Linked DNA regions of Homo sapiens: region 1 is linked to region 2. Evidence: chromatin loops called from intact Hi-C (ENCODE). Cell type or tissue: heart left ventricle. All regions are shown on one strand. Each heading gives the region's core, and the rest is flanking DNA. Links, peaks and the distances in the headings are about the cores only.

Region 1 (2,890 bases), core at 120-2,619, 51 kb after region 2:
TTTATTAGTGACCTGGGCCCCAGGCTCCATTTCCAGCACCCATCACACCACAGGGTGGGGCAGCTGTCCTCCTACCATCTTCCCCTGCCAAACCCTGACTCTCAAGCAGCTGTGGCAGAGGCTTTTTCTGGTACCTCTGTGTCCCTCTCCTGTGGTTGGCCACCCCCACCAGAGCCTGGCTGACTGCTGAGTAGGCCCCTCCACTCTCCCCACCAGGGCCACAGCCCCTTCTCTGTCCCGCTTGGCCAAGCTGTTCCCATAGGGTTGGGACTGAGGGCTCCCTCCTCATCCAGCTGTCAAAGCCTGGGCATGGCCAGTGCTGAGACCCTCGCTGTCCCACCAGCGAATCCCTCGAGTTCTGCCCCCTCAGGCTGTCAGCCCAGGTAGGGGAAGCAGAGGTGGGCCGAGAGAGAGGTCACGCTGGGCCCTCCTCCACCCCTGATGAGCCCCTCCCTGCCTGCCCCTGAGCACTTGTATTGGTGCCAAGTCCCACGCTGGCTGAGGGCTCCCCCCTGCACCCTAGTCCCAGGATCTGGCTCTGCCATCAGGAAGCACAGGCAGCAAAACTGCTGACTGCTCCTGACGCCGATGGCCAAGCCAGCCTGACCGCACCCATGCCTCAGCAAGCAGAGATCTGGCCCCAAACCTTTGACAGCAAAAGGTGACAGCAAAAGGGAGGATCAGTGAGAGGCCCAGGCCCCTGAGGAGCCTGGGCTAGGTCAGTAGATGCAGTCCTCTGCCATCTTACCTAAAGTTTTCATCCCAAGGCCCCCATCCTACATCCCGACGCAGACCCCTTCTCTGTTCCCCTCACACCACTGCAGCCCAGGGGCTCCAGCTCGTCCTCTCTGCCCCGTCCACCTGACCACCCTCCTAACCATGCAGACTTCCCTCAGCACCCCATGTGCCCTTCCCAGGCTGCCCTGCACCCCATGCCCCTTGGGCCCTGGTGCATCTTCATGCAGCAACTATGGGCCCCCAGCTAGAGCCTCAGCCCCTTCTTCTGTCCATCCCATGGTCCTGGGCTCTGGGGGCCATTCTGGCCACTTCACTGGAGCCTCCAGCCAGTCGCTGTGCGGTTGAAGTTCTTGGGCTGGGGGCTCAGCTCCAGGATGGAGCGGACTGTGGGAGGGGGCCGGGTGGCCTCCTGCAGCTTCCGGGCGTTGAAGCGAGGCCGGTACAGGAAGGGCAGGCGGGTGAGGCTGGCTGGGGTGTGCTCCCCACCGCTGGGCCCTGCCAGGCGCCCTTGGGCCTCCGCCACTGACATGCGGTACAGCACGGCATCCCACATCCTGGAGGTCCGGGAGGCGGGGGCCCGGGGTGCGGTGAGGGCGGGCACCTCCTGCTCTGTGGGGGCAGGCACCTCCTGCTCTGTGGGGGTGGGCACCTCTGGCTCCAGGCTCTGCCGCGGCTCTGGGCACGGAGGCTCTGGGGCCTCCTCCAGCAGCTGCTTCTTGAGCCACGTCCAGCCACTGAGCCGGGGCTTGGGTGCAACTTTGGGGACAGGGCATGGGTGAGGGCCTGATGGTGGGGTAGGGGATGAGGCCCAGGCAGGGCTGGACACTCGCTCGGCCTCAGCGGCGGGGCCAGCCATCGGGGGCTCCTCCAGGTGCTCTCTGCCAGGGCCCATGGGGACCAGGCTGTGCGGTGAGGACTCCAGCGAGCGGCAGGTCGGGGCTATGGGCACCACAACCCTGGCACTAGCCTCTCTGGGCACTGAGGCCTGGAAGCCGGGTGGCGGCCGTGGTACAGGGGGCTCCTCAGGCAAGGGACTGGCAGCCTGGACTGTGGTGGGCAGTGGGCGGATGTGAGCCACTGGGACCAGGGGCTGGGCCCTGGGGGGACTTGGGGTGGCATCTCCATCCTGGCTGTTGGATCCCACTTCTGGGGCTGTCCTGGGAGGCTCAGGGGTCCCATTGTGTGGGGATGGTGCCAGCTGGATGTGCACCTGGGTGACGTGGGTGCCCCCACCCCCAGAGACAGGGACGAAGCCACTGGGGGGCCGGGTAGGTTCTGGGGCCGAGGCTACAACCTGGGGCCCCATGGCCCTGAATTGAGCAGCTAGAATCCTGCGCTGGGTGAGGCCGATGGAGAACGTGGACTTCTGCAGGGGTGATGCCACGTGGTGGATGATGGGGGTGTGCGGGGAGCGGGGTAGGGCAGCCACCATGCGGGGAGCCTCGGCGGGGCGTGGGGCTTCAGGAAGGCGTGGGGCTTCGGCGGGGTGCGGGCCCTCAGCAGCGTGCGGGGCTGTGACCTCCTGGTCATGGCTGGCCTCACTCACGGGGGACAGGGAGGTGCGGAAGGCCCTGGGTGGAGCGAGGTGTGTGCCTCCCATCATCTTCTTCCGGGCTGCCTTCCTCAGGAGCTTCTGCAAACGCAAGTTGTCCTTCCCTGGCTTGGGCAGCAGGGGCGGTGGGGGTCCAGGGGTTCCCTGGAGGCTTGGGCCGCACACCTCGGGTGCCATCGACGCAGCCGATATGAGCATGACTGTGTCCTAGGGTGGGAGGGACAGTGGTCAGGCCAGCCCTCCTCCCTCCTGAGGTGGGAGGCCTGTGTCTCCTGTGGTCCAAGGAGGACCTGGGGCCAGGGGTGTGGAGGCCTGAGTATTCTGCTTCCTGAGCACCCAGAACCTGCCAGGGACATGCTGAGCTCGACTGTGCCTTGGGGACTTTGGGGTGGCCCCACCATCACCCTAGTGTAGAAATGAGGCCACAGAGGCCGAGTCCCTCCAGGGATGGGGCTAGAACCTGCCTCCAGGGCTCTGTCCTCCATGCCACCCCAGCACAAAGCAGGCCCCAAGTACACAGCCTGGGTCAGGCCGCAACACCGTGTGGGCTGGGGTGGGAGACGGAGACGCGGGTGAGCCCCAAGTGACAGGCATGCCCCT
Region 2 (2,890 bases), core at 118-2,617:
GTGGTGCTGGAGGCTCGAGGCCTGCGTCCAGGACTTGCAGGTGAGGGTCACACCTGCCCACGTTGTTGTACAGAGGGGGGGCCCGTGCTCAGCCCCGAGCCCTGGGATGCCCCTTCGGCAACCTTGCCCTCCCAGAGCCCTACGTGAAGGTCCAGCTCATGCTGAACCAGAGGAAGTGGAAGAAGAGAAAGACAGCCACCAAAAAGGGCACGGCGGCCCCCTACTTCAATGAGGCCTTCACCTTCCTGGTGCCCTTCAGCCAGGTCCAGGTGGGCCACCGGGAGGCAGGGGCAGAGCGAGACCCAGTGCCAGACCACGATGACTGTGGTCTTTCTCCCCCAACTCCAACCTCTGGCCTGTCTCTGCACAGAATGTGGACCTGGTGCTGGCTGTCTGGGACCGCAGCCTGCCGCTCCGAACTGAGCCCGTAGGCAAGGTGCACCTGGGTGCCCGGGCCTCGGGGCAGCCCCTGCAGCACTGGGCAGACATGCTGGCCCACGCCCGGCGGCCCATTGCCCAGCGGCACCCCCTGCGGCCAGCCAGGGAGGTGGACCGCATGCTGGCCCTGCAGCCCCGCCTTCGCCTGCGCCTGCCCTTGCCCCACTCCTGAATGCACCACATGCCTCTGTCTCCCCGCTGAGCCCAGGCACTTGCCCAGGCCGCCCTGCAGGACCACTGCAATAAACGCCTTCTCCTGCCACTGTGTGTCCGGCTGGAGCCTGGAGGGGATGCAGAAATAGGGCCCGGGCCCGCTCACCAGGGTCCCCTGACAAGGACGGGGGAGGGGCTCCTCTCCAGACTCAGCCAGGCCCTGAGGCCTCTGACCGGTCCCTGCTTGACCCTCGGGTAGGGGTGGGGAACCTCCCCGGGGAGCACAGATCTCCCCTCTCCGGGCCGCCTGGGAAGACCGGGGAGGTGGGGGCCAGAGAGTCGGGACCACATGGGATGGGGCGGGCTAGAGCCAGCCCTGTAGGGACAGAGTGGGCAATGGTGTCTGGGGGCTGGTGAGCATGGAGGGAGGACCCCCAACACCTCAGAGACCTGTGCTGCAGGGCCTTCCCTGCATGAGCAGCAGGGGGCAGCAGATGCCTTCGGAAGCCGCTGGGGCCTTTAGGGGCTCAGTCCTGGCCGGATGCCCCTCCCAGTCCCCACACATCTGGGCTGCCTTAGCGGCTGGGGCCTCCACGCTGCTGTCTCCTCTGATCCTCCCCACGGGGCTGCGAAGCCGGCAGGGCTGGGGCCAAGAGCCCCCACTCCGAGAGGGTGCCAAGTCACGGTCCAGGGGACCTCTGCAGGGCGGGGGCCTGGGGGCTGGGGGGGCGATGGCCTCGGGCCTGGGTGAAAAGGGCAATGCCAGGCCTGCCCGGGCAGCCAGGAGGGCCCCAAGCCCCCACGGGTGTGAGAGGCTCCCAATGCAGGTGGCGCCATTCTCCTTAGGTTGAAGGATGTGTTCCAAGTCGCCCGGCAAGGGGACTGCAGCAGGGCGTTCTGGGCAGGCGGGAGGGGCCCAGAGGCACGTGCGGCGTGCCCCTCACTCCTGGTCCTGCTCCCCAGGCAGGAAGATAGCATCACGCAGGGAGGGGGCAGCCCCCAGCCCTCGGCCACTGTGGCAGGGCCCAGAAGGCCACATCTGGAGGTCCAGGCCTCACCCCAGAAGCCAGGCTTGCAGAAGGGGGTCAGGCCTGGGCTGAAGTGGGAAACCCATTGCAGGGGCTGAGCCGGGGAGCTGGCCCCGCAGGGAGAGGCTGTGGCTGTCGCCAGCAAGCAGCCAGGTTGGTGGACTGGACGCTGACCTCGGGTGAGATGGGCTGAGGCGAGGTGTGGATACTCGCAGCTACCCCTCAGCTGACCCGAGCTGTGTGCCCGGCTGAGGCCACAGGCAAAGCCAGGGACACTGTCCTCAGGCTCCTTACGAGAACGACAGAGGCATCTCCAGCGCGTCACCGAGCCCTAAATAGAGTAGCCCAGCCACGGCACCCCCCACCAAGACTTCTTGGACTGGGCGGCAGCACGCGGCCAGGCCAGGCGGCCGGACAGGTGGGGAGGTCTCTGTGGCTCTCCACGCCCCCATTGGTCTGAGGAGGACTCTATGCCCTTTCTGAGCAGGGGCCCAGCCTGGGGGAGGCCATTTATACCCCTCCCCCTGGGCCCACCAGCCCAACTCGCCGCTGCCGGCCTGACCTCGCTCCCAGCCCTGCTGCCCAGATTCTAGGTGAGGCCCAGCCCGGCCCGCCGAGGCCGGGGGACAGGGCGTGGCTCGAGCTGGTTTGAGGGAGGACTTCCTGGGGCGGGGGTCTGGGGGCCTGGGGGATGCCACCAGCAGCCCCCTTTGGGGCCTGCACGGGTCCGGGAGTGAGAAGGAGAGGCTTTGGGGAGGCAGCTGTAGCGAGAGGCAGGTATTAGACACTCCCTGACCACCAGGCTTCACCTCTGGGGACCCTGGAAGGAGAGTTTAGGGGTCAAGAAGCCCCAGAACCTGAGCCCCCAGGCCAAACTGAGGAGGGATTTCTTCCATGCACTTAGGCCCAAAGCCAAAGAGAGAGGGTTAAAAATAACAGCGTCACTCAGGCGGCCACCTGCGCTGGCCCATCCCACCCTCCCTCGGGGACAGCTGCAGCTCCTCAGGCTATGCCTGGGACATTTTGGGAACACTTTCTCCTCTTACTTCTCACCCTGGGGAATTCCAAGACATTGTCCTTGAAGGAGGTGAGAGTAGGGGGAGGAGGTGAGAGTAGGGGGTGGGCGGGAGGGGGCTGTCATCAGGAGCCCTGAACCCCTCACCACCTACCTGATGGGCACAGGCATCACGGTGGCAAGGGCCTGGCCAACACCTCTGTCTTCCTCTCCCCACAGGCTCCAAGCTCAGGACCTCAGGATGGGAGAGTAAGTG

What was found. A loop is a pair of places that touch in the nucleus more often than their neighbours do. Peaks named below come from ENCODE experiments on the same cell type or tissue, not always from the same donor. Only the 100,000 strongest peaks of a DNase experiment are listed, where the experiment ranks them.
Region 1: a loop joins it to region 2, with 2.7 times the contacts of the local background. A loop is called at or near these places in 45 of 110 quality-filtered maps.

Annotation. Positions count from the first base shown.
Region 1 is chr11:1,888,097-1,890,986 of GRCh38, forward strand. All of the region lies in intron 10 of LSP1 (lymphocyte specific protein 1), which reads left to right. PRR33 (proline rich 33) reads right to left here. Exons shown (of 1, transcript NM_001395380.1): 1 at 1-2,890. The coding sequence starts at 2,488. The coding sequence ends at 1,049. Among named protein-coding and RNA genes, the nearest start is that of PRR33, 2.4 kb to the right of the region's middle. In heart left ventricle, for the core only: no CTCF peak of the experiment used is centred there; DNase peaks (open chromatin) are centred at 395, 515, 1,285, 1,605 and 1 weaker place.
Region 2 is chr11:1,836,822-1,839,711 of GRCh38, forward strand. SYT8 (synaptotagmin 8) reads left to right here. Exons shown (of 8, transcript NM_001394072.1): 6 at 1-40; 7 at 136-269; 8 at 371-700. The coding sequence ends at 610. It overlaps TNNI2 (troponin I2, fast skeletal type), which reads left to right and starts at 2,160. Exons shown (of 8, transcript NM_003282.4): 1 at 2,160-2,212; 2 at 2,854-2,883. The coding sequence starts at 2,876. RefSeq lists a silencer at 994-1,103. In heart left ventricle, for the core only: CTCF peaks have their summits at 1,081 (motif pointing right) and 1,281; DNase peaks (open chromatin) are centred at 400, 1,100, 1,820 and 2,010.